Regions from separate parts of the Homo sapiens genome. Here regions 2, 3 and 4 are each linked to region 1. Evidence: chromatin contacts called from ENCODE Hi-C or POLR2A ChIA-PET data. All regions are on one chromosome and are shown on one strand. Each heading gives the region's core, a stretch centred on a gene start or an enhancer-like site at or near the end of the contact. The rest is flanking DNA. Distances are from core to core; before and after follow the strand shown. Region 1 overlaps EBF1 (EBF transcription factor 1). Region 2 has its middle 140 kb from the start of LINC02227. Region 3 overlaps EBF1 (EBF transcription factor 1). Region 4 overlaps EBF1 (EBF transcription factor 1).

Region 1 (3,165 bases), core at 185-2,684:
GAGAACCAGGGGACAGCGGGGAGAGAAGTAAACAAGAGGTTCGTTTCTCTTTCTCTCTCTCTCTCTCTCTCTCTCTCTCTTCTCTCTTTTCTCTCTCTCTCCTCTCCTCCCTCTCTCTCTCCTCTCCTCCCTCTCTCTCTCCTCTCCTCCCTCTCCCTCTCTGCATTGCTCTTCCTCTGCCCCTGTATCTATGACTCTGTATCCCTGTCTGTCTCTTCCTCTTGTTCTCTCTTGACTTCTACCCCTCCATGCTTCCCCACCAGGACCATCAGTCCTCCCACAAGGGACTGTCTCCCCTCCTGCCCAGGTGGCTTCTCCTACAAGAGGAGACAACAATAAATTTCCAGGACAATGTACGTGGTGTGGGTGTGATAAACATGTCACCAGAGACAGCAGATGTCCCTTGACTTTAGTGACTTGGCCTTCAGAAGCCCCTCCTTTCTCCAGCTCCCCTGGGCCCCTGAGTCTCAGTCATAGCTCTCAGAACTTTGGTCAACTGTGCTAGGCCACCAGTTACTTTCTGCACACAGGCCATAAGCATGTTTGTAACATACTTGTGCATGAACTCCCTTATAAGGGTTGACTGACTCCTGCCTCCGTTCATCCTGCTAGCCAGTCTGGCTGGGTTCAGCCAGGAGCCCTCCTTCCCCGCCAAGGCTTAGAAGCAAACTCAGAAGAAACCCAGCGGCAAGCAAGAATTGCTCCCGGAGGGAGTAGTGGGTACAAAGCTGGGTGCCTGTGCTCTTTTTAATTCCCCATTCTGGCAAAAAGAAAACCTCAGGTCTGACTTTAGAGCCTTTGACACATAATTGGTAGCCAATTTTCCTAAGTGGTGAGTCAATTTTCTGCTTGTGAAATGTAACTTTACCCTGGTGAACACCAGGCCCCAGGGTTTTCAGTGTGGCTTAACAGCAATTATACGAATGTTAGGAAGGGGGGAAGTGTTAAAGTCCCTACATTTACATTTGTTTTTTATGTTTTTACCTCTTAAAGGGATAGGAGAAGTCTCCTAACCAAGTAACCTATGAAAAACTCACCCAAAGACAGGCACAGGATATCCTGGGAAGGAAAACCATTTTGAAGCCGCACCACAAAGGGTTCCTTTTTTTTTTATTTTAATTCTCAAATATTCTCACAAGTAGTGAGATGTCACGGGGAGGGCACAACATTTAGAGGTCAAGGCATCCTTTTCCTGGTTCCCCTTGGGCTACTTTCTTTGCTCCCACCCTGTCCCCTCTCTCCCCTCCCCAGCCCCCCAAACAAATCCCCCGGTGAGCGCTAGGCCCCGCCTCGGGCCGCATTCCCTCCCCCTCCCCCCCGCTCCCGCAGCCCCCCACCCCCCCACCCCGCCGCCCGGCGGCTGACGGCTCCCGCTCCACATGTGCGACTCGTGTTTCGGCTTTCGCTGGCGACAAACTGGAGCCGGGGCCTTTCCGCTTAGGAGGAACTCGCTACGTGTCGCTAACAACAACACAAACACCGCCGGCCCGGCTCGGTGCTCCGCTGCCCACAGTGCGCTCGGCACCAGGGCTGGATTTATAGCAAGGAGCCCCGACTGTAAGAAGTAATTCATGAGTCCCCACAATGCCACTACTGAGAGGCATTCAGAAGGGGGGGCAAGACACGGGGTGTTCCTGCTCCGTGGCCTCCATCCCAGCCGATCCCGCTTTGCAGTTGTGCACAATCACAATCGCAGCCAGCAGTTTGCCCTCATTCATTTTGCACTTTTTCTTAATAGAGTGGGAGAAAGTCATCTCGGCCACCACCACCCTTTTATCACAATTTGTTGAAACCCCAAGAGGCTTAAAATACGTTCTTTTGCCATTTATAGTTGTAACAGTATTACATACAAATGTGTACACAAATCTGCGTGGTGCACACATACGCACAGGCTCATAAGACACACGCAAAAAAATTATTATTATTATGGGCTCTTCTGGAAGATTTAGTATATTTGTTTCAGAAAGACGTAAGAATTTTAATAAAACTAAACCTTATTTGAGAAGTATCTACCATGAACGCAATTTTGGAAAGGTGCAATAGGAACTAAATAACTGCTGTTAAAAATCATTTAGCTGAGAAAAATATGCATGCTAAGAATTCCACCAAAAAAAAAAGACATTGTATGCCACGTAGGTATATGTGTATTGCTTAGCAGCCACAGAAAACCTCCTATCTCAAATCAAAGAGAAAAACACTACACGTGAAAACTATCCTTTGGACGATTAGACTCCATTCCAAAAGATATAGAAAAAAAAAAAAAACCACAGCAAAAATACACACATGGATCTTTGTACCAGATTCTGTATTAAAAGATTGCTTGTCAGGTCCTATGACTACCTCCCCGAAGTCTGCTCTGTGGTTACAAGGTTTGGTGTTCAGTCCTCTGCAAATCAGTTCGGGGTTTCTCTAAATCTGAGCCACAGCCTGTCAAGATGATCCTTTGCAATACCAGCCTTTTAAATCCCACACTTTTGTTTTTTCTCCCTCGCTCTCAGAGGAATTGTCCTGCCTAGGTCAGCCATTCTAAGCTGGAATTCAGAGACTGGACGGATCCTTTACCATGAGAATTTGGAGCTGCAAACCTTCGGCAGAGCCCTGGGGAGGGATAATTGTTTTAGTGAAGCTCACTGCCTCCTCAGTGGTCCGTGAGACCCTGCTGAGCGTGGCTGCTTACCTTTGGCAGGAACCCAGGGCAGGTTCAGGAAACGGTTCCGTGTTCCTGCCCTTAGCTTTGTGTCAATGAAGCCTGGCACATCTTTTTTGTGGTTGTAATTTAAATGAGACAACCAACTGCACAGCTGTCTCGGTCAAATTATGCAGGGCCATGTGGCCTTTCTTCCATCTTTAAAAAGTCTGGGGCACCTCTGACCATGTTTGAAGGAAGCCCAGGGGAGCAATGACCAACAAAAGGAATAGCGATTACGCCAGCAAAGGATGGAAATTTGCCTAAATGAATATATTAAGGGCTGCGCTTAGAAAATGGAAATGTTAGTTTTTAAATAGAGGCAGAATAGTGTTATGATTAAAACCCTGATCTTTGGGGTCAGACACTGCAAGGTTGGCATCCCAGCTCCACCACTTAATAGCTATGTTGACGTTGGGCAAGTTATTTAACCAACTGAAGCCCCAGTTTCCTCATCTGTAAAATGGGAGAAATAAGAA
Region 2 (3,165 bases), core at 208-2,707, 500 kb before region 1:
ATTACTGAGTATTTCCCATGTTCTAGCACAAGCACCTTACACCTTTACCACAAGTAATCCTCCCAACAACCACATGAAATAGGTCCTATTATTGTCCACATTCCAATTAAAGGAAACTAACAATTAGCTTAAATAATTTTCCCCCAGGCCACACAGCTGGTAAGTGTTAGAGGCAGGGCTCAAACCCAGATCCAGGACTAGCTAACTCCGGGCTCTGTGCCTCCTACCATTATTCTACACTGGACTCCCCATAAGTTTCCCTGTGGCATTAGTTATGTTTCCCATGCCCTTTGAGTACAGCAGTGCTGGGCATACGGTAAGCATGCAATAATTACTTATTTCCTCATTCATGTATTTAAAAATATGTATCAAAACTTACTATATGCTAGGCACCATGACAGGTGATAGGGATTCAATGGTGATGTAAGACTGGTGGACTTAAATTAATTTTTTAAAGGCATCATGGGATTTTGTATCGGCTATCTCTGTATCTAGAAGATGTCAGACTCATGGAAGTTTTGTCCATTTTATTCCCTTTGCTTATCCATTCTTTCTTGTTTACAGAAAGACTTAATTTTCTGTCTCATATCTCTGTCCTTCTTGCCCCACTATTTTTCCCCCTTCTCCAAAAATCCCAGCCCCAAAAACAGTCTACATATTGTGAAAAAGATTTCTCAAACCACAAGGGTGATGTAACTTTAGGCCTGTGTTTTCTCTCTCACACACACAAAATATTGGATATGAGTGAGATTTTAAAAAATTGGTTTTTAAATGTGATGAAAAGAGTGTCCTTTTCACCAGAACAAAACAACCCTTAATGCTGAAGCCTCCTTCCCGATATGGTTGGCTTCCAAATATGAAGAAATCTGTGCATTGGGCCACAGGCTCCAGACAAAGTCTGAGGACAAAGGAAACCTGTGGACTGGAAAGATCATCGATGTTTAGAATGAACTGGAGGCTCCCTCCAGGTTTTGGAGACTGTGGTTAAAGACATGGCCTATATTTCAATGGGCAGCAGCCCAGCAAGGCTCGTTTGTAATCCAGCTGATACGACAGGGTTTTTGCCATGGGAAGTGTTTGCATTTGAGCATTTCTCAGCCAGTCACTAGCCATCAATTACTTAGGAGTCAGATCTTGGCCAGAGGCCCCCGTTCCACAAAGTATGTCATTCTGTATTCACAGAAATGGAGTTTACAGTCCTGCCGCTAAATTAAAACTGGTGCTTCCAAATTAAAAGCAGACAGGACAGATGTGCAGGGAAGAAACGGAGACTCACATCTTTTGTGAATCAGCTAATCCTTGTGCCAGAACTTGAAATCAGCTTTTCCTGTAGAGGCCTCGACTACACCACACCTATGTAAGCTGCATTAAATGAGGTGGAATTAACATTTTACCAGATATTTCCTCTGCTCTGCCATCTGGACAAGGATAAAGAGCTCGGTGAAGCCCAGAATCCCAAAAACTGTGCAACATGAGAACATGGGGCCAGCACCTGAGGGTGGCCACATCTAGCCTGTCCCCTCATTGAGCAATATGAAGTCATGTAGGACACCAGAGGGTGGATGAAAAGCATGTGAACCAAGTATGCTGCTTCTAACGATTAACGGTTCAAGCACAATCTCAAAACTCCAGTGTCTGCACTCCTCTAGGGAAAATGATAAAAAATACGATTTTCACTATTCTGCCTGCTCCGTTAATCACCTCATGATATAAATATTAGCTTTATTTTATAGGGCATTTATGATATTAAATTTGAAAACCTCAAATATGATCTGGCAAATTCATGCTTAAAAACCTTCAGTGGCTTCTCATAGCCCTCACGATTAAGAGCAGCTTCCTTGATTGGGTCACTAAAGCCTGCAGGGTCTGGTTTCCACCTCATGTAACACTACTTCTCTCCTCTACTCTGTGCTGCAGACACATTGACTTTCTTTCCATTTCTCCTGCACACCATATTCTCTTCCACTTCAAGTTGTTCCTTCTGCTGCAAAGCTTTTCCAGCCATCCTCTTTTATAACCTCATTATTAAGAAAAAAATTCACATACACACAATTCACCCACTTAAAGTGGACTATTCAGTGGTTTCAAGCATATTCATAGAGTGGTGCAAGCATCATTACATCTATTTCAAAACGTTTTTATCACCCTTTAAAAAACCCTTTTACCTATAAGCTTTCACTTTCCATTTTCCCTCAACCCTAGGAAATCATTAATCTACTTTGCATCTCTCTTCTGTCTCCTATTGCAGACATTCAAACAAATAGGATTATCCAATATGTCGTATTTTGTTTATGACTTCTTTTACTTATCATAATGTTTTCAAGGTTCATCCATGTTGTACCGTGGATCAGTGTTTTTTTCTTAGTCATCACGTAATATCCTATTGTATGGATATACCACATTTAGTTTATCCATTCACAAGTTGATGGACATTTGAGTTACTTTCATTTTTTGACTATTATGAACAATGCCGCTATGGGCATTCATGTACAAGCTTTTGTATGGATGTATGTGTTTATTTATCTTGGGTTTATACCTAAAGATAGAACTGCTAGGTGATAAGGAAACTATGTTTAACATGTTGAGGCAACCACCATAATTTTAACTAATGTTAACTACCACTCATGCTTTGAGTTTCAACTGAAATGTAACTTCCTCACAAATGCATCCCTGTCCCTTCCACTTCCTCCTAAGGTCTCCTGCTAAATGTCTCTCATACATACTGTACCTTTTCTTCATTGTCTTAGCCTAGTTGGTTGGTATGTATTTAGGTACATAATGATTTTATATATGTCTGTCTCTCCTCTTAGACTATAAGTTAGATGGCCCTTTAGCTCATGGCTATATCCCCAAAACTCTTACTAAGGCACTGTGTCAGCCAGTCTTCAAAATGCCCTCCAAGGATTCCACCTCCTGGCATTCATGCTTTTATGTATACCTTCCCCTGGGTGCAAACTTGTCTCAGTGATGGACAAATAAAATAGGAGCTTGGAGACTAGGTTTTCTCTCTCTCTCTCTCTCTCTCTCTCTCTCTCTCTGTCTCTCTCTCTCCTTGCTTTAGGGGAAACCAGTGGTTAATTCATACTGACACTGTATAGAGAGCCCCATTTGGCAAGAAGCTAAGATCTTTTGCCAATAGCCATGTGAATGAACCATCTTGGAAGT
Region 3 (3,165 bases), core at 461-2,960, 320 kb before region 1:
AACAAGATAAAGTAATGTGTATTTATTACTCCCACTGGATCAATTTACCAGATATTTTCAGCTCCATAAAGCAAAATACACAAATGCAGCCTTTGTTACTTTTCCCAAACTGCTTTATTTTCTCTAAAAGAGGGGCTGGCTCTTGGAGAAAAGACATTGGCCCTGAGAAGGTCCCCAGGCCAAGCCTTCTCAGTAGGGAAATGAGAGAAAGCTGGTGAGAATCTACATAAGGATGGGGGCCAGGTGTCAGGTGTCTGCAGAGGAGACACCTCAAGGCAGGAGAAGTGGGAACTCAACATAGTGACGGCAGTGAGGCTACCGACCCTGAGGGCCTGAGTTTGAATGAATGGTAGTTTTCCCGCGTGCTAGCTGTGATGTCGTAGCAAGTCACTCAGATCTCTGGGGACTCTAACTTCTCATCTGTAAAATGGGGAACACCCACAGTGCAGGGATTAGTGGCCCCCATTTACTGGAGTCTTGCTAGATGCCAGGGATGCCTCTTGGCATAAATTATCTCATTAACACCTGACAACAATGCCGTGAGGCAGCTGCTTTACAGAGGAGAAACCTGAAGCATGGGAGGTTGAGTCATGTGTACCAAGTAGGGGATCATGTTTCCAAAACGCACATCCTTCTGACTTGAGAGCCCACTCTCTTGGCCTCTATGATCTTCGAAAACCTTAATAATGCAGTGCTGGGCTCACAGTAGGCATGAAGTAAACATTCCTTGCTTCCTAGGATTCACAGCTGACACGCCTGACGCCAGCTAAGCTCAGGGCTCACTCTCACTCACTGCCTTAGGGCTAAGGCTCACTGACCACTCACGAAGGCAACTAACAAACTGCAAGGGGGCGGAGACATTTCTGACCTTGAACACAGAGAGCGCTCCTTGCCCAATGTGTCTGGATTGCATCACTGCGGCCATCAGCATCTCAGAATTTCTGATCGACCATGTTCCCCATCCCCTCCACCTCTAAATTATAAGAAAAGTCAACCTTGACCTCAAAGTTGGTCACATGTTCCTCCCCTTCCTGCCAGGATCCAGAGAGAAAGGCGAAACTGTATGAAACAGAACAGAATGCTGTGATTTAAAAACCTTAGCCTGCCCTTTTCTCCCTGTGTATATGAAAAAGGAAACCAAAAAACATCTGGGGTTAGCATAATCACAGTATTTTAAATTTGTGTGTACAGCAACTATCACTGATGGTGACTTTCAGGGACAAAATAATTTACAGAGCAGGATTCCGCTTGCTCCCGTTTTCCTATTTGGTAAATGGTAAAGATGTCTGCTGCCCAGCCTCTCTCGCAGGAGGGACTCCAATAAAACAAAGCACGTCCAAGTTTTTTTGAAAAAGCACATGCCTGTATACAAAGGCATATTATTATGGAAAGCTGTCTGCTTGGTCTTTGGAGCAGTTTCATTTGACAGAATGTGTGGGTGGTTGTATGAATCTAGCTTTGTCTATTCACAAACACATGGGTTTAATAAAGAGGAGTTTGTTTTTTAAGGTGTGTGGTCCATAGCTCACTGAAACACTCCTGTTTGACAAACACTGACCATGATCCTAAGAAAGGCGCAGCCCATTTTTATCTCCCTAACAATGGACAGCAGGAGTATAAATCTCCCAAGTCCACAGGAATACCTTGTGCTGGCTCCATCCGCCACTTCCTGACCCTGCCCTTGAACTCTCGCTCCACTTTAACATTCAAAGCCAAGAGGACAGCCACTCGGCTCTGAGTCACACTGAGAGCTTCCTGGGGTGGGCTCCGGCCAGCCCTTGCACGATCAAGTGGCTAGATGCAAGCCGTGGAGTGTTTCCTTAACACACAAATCCATTGTGTCCTTGATTACTCTTTCCAAACCCAGGAAAAAAGGGTTGGGAATTTTACCATCAGGGACAAAGTGACACGTGCCTATGCTATTTGTTCAACATTTCTGAACATAACATGCAACCATAAAAGTGTTTTCAAAAGTAAGTACACAAAACTCAACCCTAGATTCCCATTTCTCTCCTTTCCTTTCTTATAAGAAAAAGAACTGTCTGGTTTCCGTAGACCTCAACCATTAAACCAGATTTGTCTTCTATTTTTCTTTGAGACAGGGTCTTCTGGCTCTGTCACCCAGGCTGGAGTGCAATGGTAGGTATGTCTCACTGCAGCCTTGACCACCTAGGCTTAAGCAGCCCTTCCACCTCAGCCTCCCAAGTAGCTTGGACTACGTGCACACACCACCATGCCTAGCTAACGTTTTTTTTAGTTTGTAGAGATAGGGTTTTGTGATGGTACCCAGGCTAGTATCCAATTCCTGGCCTTAAGCAATTCTCCCACCTCTGCTTCCCAAATTGCTGGGATTACCAGCATGAGCCACTGCTCGATAAGTATTTTTAAAGTGGCAACTATGGGCCAGATGCTATGCCAAGGGCACCCATGAGATGACCTCTTTATCCTTACATGATCCCCTATGAGTTAGCATGATTAATTATCCCCATTTTATCAATGAAGAAACTGAGGCACAGAGGAGAAATCACATGTTCAACTGCTCACCAGGATTAGGATTTCCTGCTCTGCAGAGATTGGGTGGAAGAGCTCTCAGAAGCAAGGGTCCCATTCTCACTCAACTGGCAAATCATCATAGCTACCTTTTGTTGGCTGCTAAATAAGTCATTGTAATAAAACTCGAAAAGGTACAACATAGCACCATCCACATTTAGTGGATGAGGACATTGAGGCACAGAGAGGTAAACAATTTTGACCTAGGTTGCATAGCTAGCAAGTGGCCAATGTCTGAATTCCACTTTGTCCAACCTGACTCTCCTCAATACCTCCAGTGGACTCTAGAGATCAAATGGTAAAGCAAGTGCTAAATATAAAGTGAATACAGTGCCCAAATGTTCCTCACTGGGAACAATGGGAAGAATCTGGCATTGTACCCCTGCCTTTGTTCTAGCACGAAGACAGCTAAGGCACCTACCATTAGTCAGACCCACATCATTTATATCATCGTGCTATAAAATTACCAGTTGTCCCATAGGAAATGCACGGGACCATGTTCTTGCTAGACAGAGGAACCTAATGGTAAATCTCTCCACAGACCATCTATACCATGGGTGGAGACTGCTGTTTATTATTATAGTTAGATTATTTAATCTACTAAATAATATTAAA
Region 4 (3,165 bases), core at 205-2,704, 300 kb before region 1:
AAAACAGGATATAAAACTGTGTGTGTGTAAACACATATACAGTATAACCACAAATACGAAGAAAATGTTCATATATATTTGTTATGTATAGAAAAATATGAAAGAAATATACAAAAATCTTTTTAGTGGTCAACTCTGGGTGATGGCTATTGGATGATTTGAACTCCTTAAATTCTATCCTGTTTTTCTCTAAATTTTCTAAATTAGCACATATTATTTTTATATCTAAGCACGTATTAGAGAGACGGGCGAATGAACAACTTAGAATGAATGGAAGGTAGGACACATGTTGCGTTTGCCCCTGGCTCATAATGACCTGAGGGCCATCACATGCCAGGGACTCCTTTACTGATGCCTCTTTGGAACCTCTCCACTTACAGGCAGAGTAAGCTGTCTGCAGAATCCTACCAGATGTGTCCAAGCGTCATACACTCAGGGATCATCACACTTTTAAAAGACATACGTAGTTATAGAAATACCAAAGTACTGAGGAAAGAGTACAGTGGAACAGTTAAGAGGATGAATTCTGGAGTCAGACGGTCTGGCCAGGTTCCTCCACTTGAGTAACTCTGGCAAATGCTTAATCTATGTCTCAGTCTCCTTACCTGTTGAATCAGGACAGTCAAGTGCCTTCCCTATAGAGATGTTCAGGGATTCAATGGGCTAAATATTTGTAAAACACTTAGAAGACTACGTTATACAATAAGTACTTATCCATTAAATGAATACATCTTTAAAATTCTGATAATATTGATCAGAATCAACTTACAAATAAAGAAATGGACATGGCCAAAATATTTATAAAACATTTGAGCATTTGTAAGTTGCTGAGGCAAGGGTGCAATTTCAGTTGAGCTTAAGTCGAGACTCAGGATTGTAGTGGTTTTAGATGGTTTTTTTATACTGCCAAAGATCTGTCCATCCATACATTTTTATCTAGAATGATGTTGATGATGCTAAGGTTCAAGGGAATAATTACTATGTGCAGTACTATTTGTAGTGTTTTGTTCCCCACTCTATATTTAGATTCTAACAGAAGATGTGAAACTAAATAGATACTCAATAAAAGTTTACTGAATGAAAACACAAATGAATGACTTCACCACAGCTGCATCAAGTTGTCTAAATATGATTATATTTCCACAAAGGAGCCATTGTTAAATGAACTTTCCCTCTATTAAGAACTAGGATTGAAGTATCAAATTTCTTAGAATCTAAAACTTTTTACTATTATAACTTAGAAACAATTAGATGGCAAGATTAAAAGGGGAAAAAGTATTTATTCCAAAAAAAAAAAAAAAAAAGCACAGCTTAGGACTTGAATATCTTCAAGGATCCATTTCTTAGGAAATCTATAAAGATGCAGAAAGCTTTAGAAATGGAGATACCAAGACAGCAATGGCAGCACCAATAAACAGAAATAGACGGTTCATCTCACTAGTTCTGTGGTTTTCTCCTACCCAGTAGAGCGTGACAAGAGAATGTTAAAGTAACTGAAATCAAGAACAATACTGGAAATAAGAACAGTCTACAATGGCAAATTTTTACTGTAATACATTTCGTTACTGAGTGAGGGAGGAAAACAACTGTTTTTAGATACTGTCCATTGTTTTCTATACATTTCAAAGCTCCTCTTCACACATGTAACTTTCAAACTGACAGTGGTAACTTTCAGCATTTTGTGGAGATCTTGGCTCCAATGCAGCAAATAAGAAGTGAAATGTCCCACGGTTGTAAAATCTTGATAAGTTATCCGTGTCACATTTTTCAAATGTGGAACTGCTCACACCACACAGATAATTATAGATGACCAGATTGTAACTGTTTTATTGCTTCTTTTTCCCCATAAATTTTAATTTTGGAAAGTTAAGTGAAAAATGTGGTTTCAATTTCCTACAAATTGCACACAATTTGGTTTTAACAAGAAAATAGAAAGAAAGGGTATGTTCTTTAAAGTGAATTATGAACTAGAGTTTGTTTTCGCTCGCTCAACACCGCAAAAATAATAAAGCACAAAATTTAGAAAAGATGCCTTACAAAATGGAAATCATGAACTATAGTAAGAAAGCAGAAAGTAATTTTTTTTTATCTAAACATGATTTAAGCAATCTAACAGGATAATATAATTGAGCTAGTCTTTCTCCCTCTGGTGAAGCAAGCTAGAAGGAAAGGATACCGGAGTAGAAGCCGACAATCTTAATACATGTATAACAGGAAATCTGTTAATAAGAAAAGGCTTTGTGTATCTCCATCTTACTCTCTCCACAACTGTCAGCAACAACAAAAGAACTATTAAAAGCAATCAATTTTGAAACCATTTAAACATATACCTAGAAACACAACAAAACACAAGAATTTATAAAGGAACTTTTAGTGGAAAGAAATTCTAGCCCTCTGATGGGTTCTGGCTATAATCTTAGAGTTAGACCAACATGCTTTCTTGATTCAAGGTAGTGGTCTGCTACAACTAGCATAACTAAAGGCAGGAACCCCATGAAGTGTCTCGACCACACCAAAACCACCAGCTGGAAAGCAAATAAGGAAATCAATCAACCAGATATTTTTTCTCCTTTCTGCCAAAAACTTTGAGTGAATGCACTTTTCTTCATTAAATTGACCACTGCTTTCACCTTTTTAGCAATGTAGACTGTTAGGCAAAATAAATTATTCATTATTCAGGCAAAAACTATTTCATCAAAGTTGTTGATCTTCATTGACCAAATTCTCCATGGCCTATGTTACTAAATAGCACCACCATAGCTTTCTCAAATTTCTACTTCCAAAAATGTTTACTTTCAGACAGATTGTGACGACCACAAAACTTACCTGCATGAGTATTCTATAAACAAAGTTGTTGTAGACCAAATGTTAACATGAGTCCCTGGTAAAATGTTGTAGCCCTAGATTTTTTTTTTCTGGCTAAAATATAGTATTTGCTAATTTTTTTTCTAACTAGGGTTTAAAGTTGCAAGTCTAGAGTGCTTCTGACTGTTAGAACATGAGGCTGGCTTATGAAGGTCCAGTTATAAGCTGGGACTTGGCAAACTTGAAGTATTACCCATTGACTAATACTTCTATTAGTCAAAACTGTAAACTTCTGGTCAACTACATATTTTACATATTACTGCATGAAGCTCTAGCAGAAGTTCACCATCCTAAATAGCC

The links. A loop is a pair of places that touch in the nucleus more often than their neighbours do. ChIA-PET counts read pairs that join two places held with the same protein, here RNA polymerase II (POLR2A). Pooled maps may share reads with other maps.
Region 2: a map with no recorded cell type shows a loop between it and region 1 (4-fold over the local background). The contact joins two enhancer-like sites. A Hi-C loop is called at or near these places in 2 of 37 single-sample maps with no recorded cell type and 3 of 50 pooled maps. POLR2A ChIA-PET finds 5 or more read pairs at or near these places in 2 of 52 experiments (OCI-LY7 and activated B cell).
Region 3: a loop to region 1 is called in a map of heart right ventricle, with 3 times the contacts of the local background. The contact joins two enhancer-like sites. A Hi-C loop is called at or near these places in 1 of 168 maps with a recorded cell type or tissue (heart right ventricle) and 3 of 50 pooled maps. POLR2A ChIA-PET finds 5 or more read pairs at or near these places in 2 of 52 experiments (AG04449 and activated CD4-positive, alpha-beta T cell).
Region 4: a loop to region 1 is called in a map of B cell, with 2.6 times the contacts of the local background. The contact joins two enhancer-like sites. A Hi-C loop is called at or near these places in 1 of 168 maps with a recorded cell type or tissue (B cell), 9 of 37 single-sample maps with no recorded cell type and 4 of 50 pooled maps. POLR2A ChIA-PET finds 5 or more read pairs at or near these places in 2 of 52 experiments (both WTC11).

Annotation. Positions count from the first base shown.
Region 1 is chr5:159,050,102-159,053,266 of GRCh38, forward strand. The region is part of intron 6 of EBF1 (EBF transcription factor 1); the gene reads right to left. Among named protein-coding and RNA genes, the nearest start is that of EBF1, 48 kb to the right of the region's middle. Within about 2 kb of position 1,435, at least 23 of the 41 ENCODE cell types and tissues checked have a DNase peak (open chromatin) inside an H3K27ac peak, as active enhancers do; they include B cell and heart right ventricle, where a contact is called at or near this core.
Region 2 is chr5:158,552,620-158,555,784 of GRCh38, forward strand. No RefSeq gene overlaps it. Among named protein-coding and RNA genes, the nearest start is that of LINC02227, 140 kb to the left of the region's middle. Within about 2 kb of position 1,458, at least 7 of the 41 ENCODE cell types and tissues checked have a DNase peak (open chromatin) inside an H3K27ac peak, as active enhancers do.
Region 3 is chr5:158,726,486-158,729,650 of GRCh38, forward strand. All of the region lies in intron 11 of EBF1 (EBF transcription factor 1), which reads right to left. Among named protein-coding and RNA genes, the nearest start is that of LINC02227, 320 kb to the left of the region's middle. Within about 2 kb of position 1,711, at least 8 of the 41 ENCODE cell types and tissues checked have a DNase peak (open chromatin) inside an H3K27ac peak, as active enhancers do; they include heart right ventricle, where a contact is called at or near this core.
Region 4 is chr5:158,751,042-158,754,206 of GRCh38, forward strand. The region is part of intron 10 of EBF1 (EBF transcription factor 1); the gene reads right to left. Among named protein-coding and RNA genes, the nearest start is that of LINC02227, 340 kb to the left of the region's middle. RefSeq lists a silencer at 1,406-1,525. Within about 2 kb of position 1,455, at least 2 of the 41 ENCODE cell types and tissues checked have a DNase peak (open chromatin) inside an H3K27ac peak, as active enhancers do; they include B cell, where a contact is called at or near this core.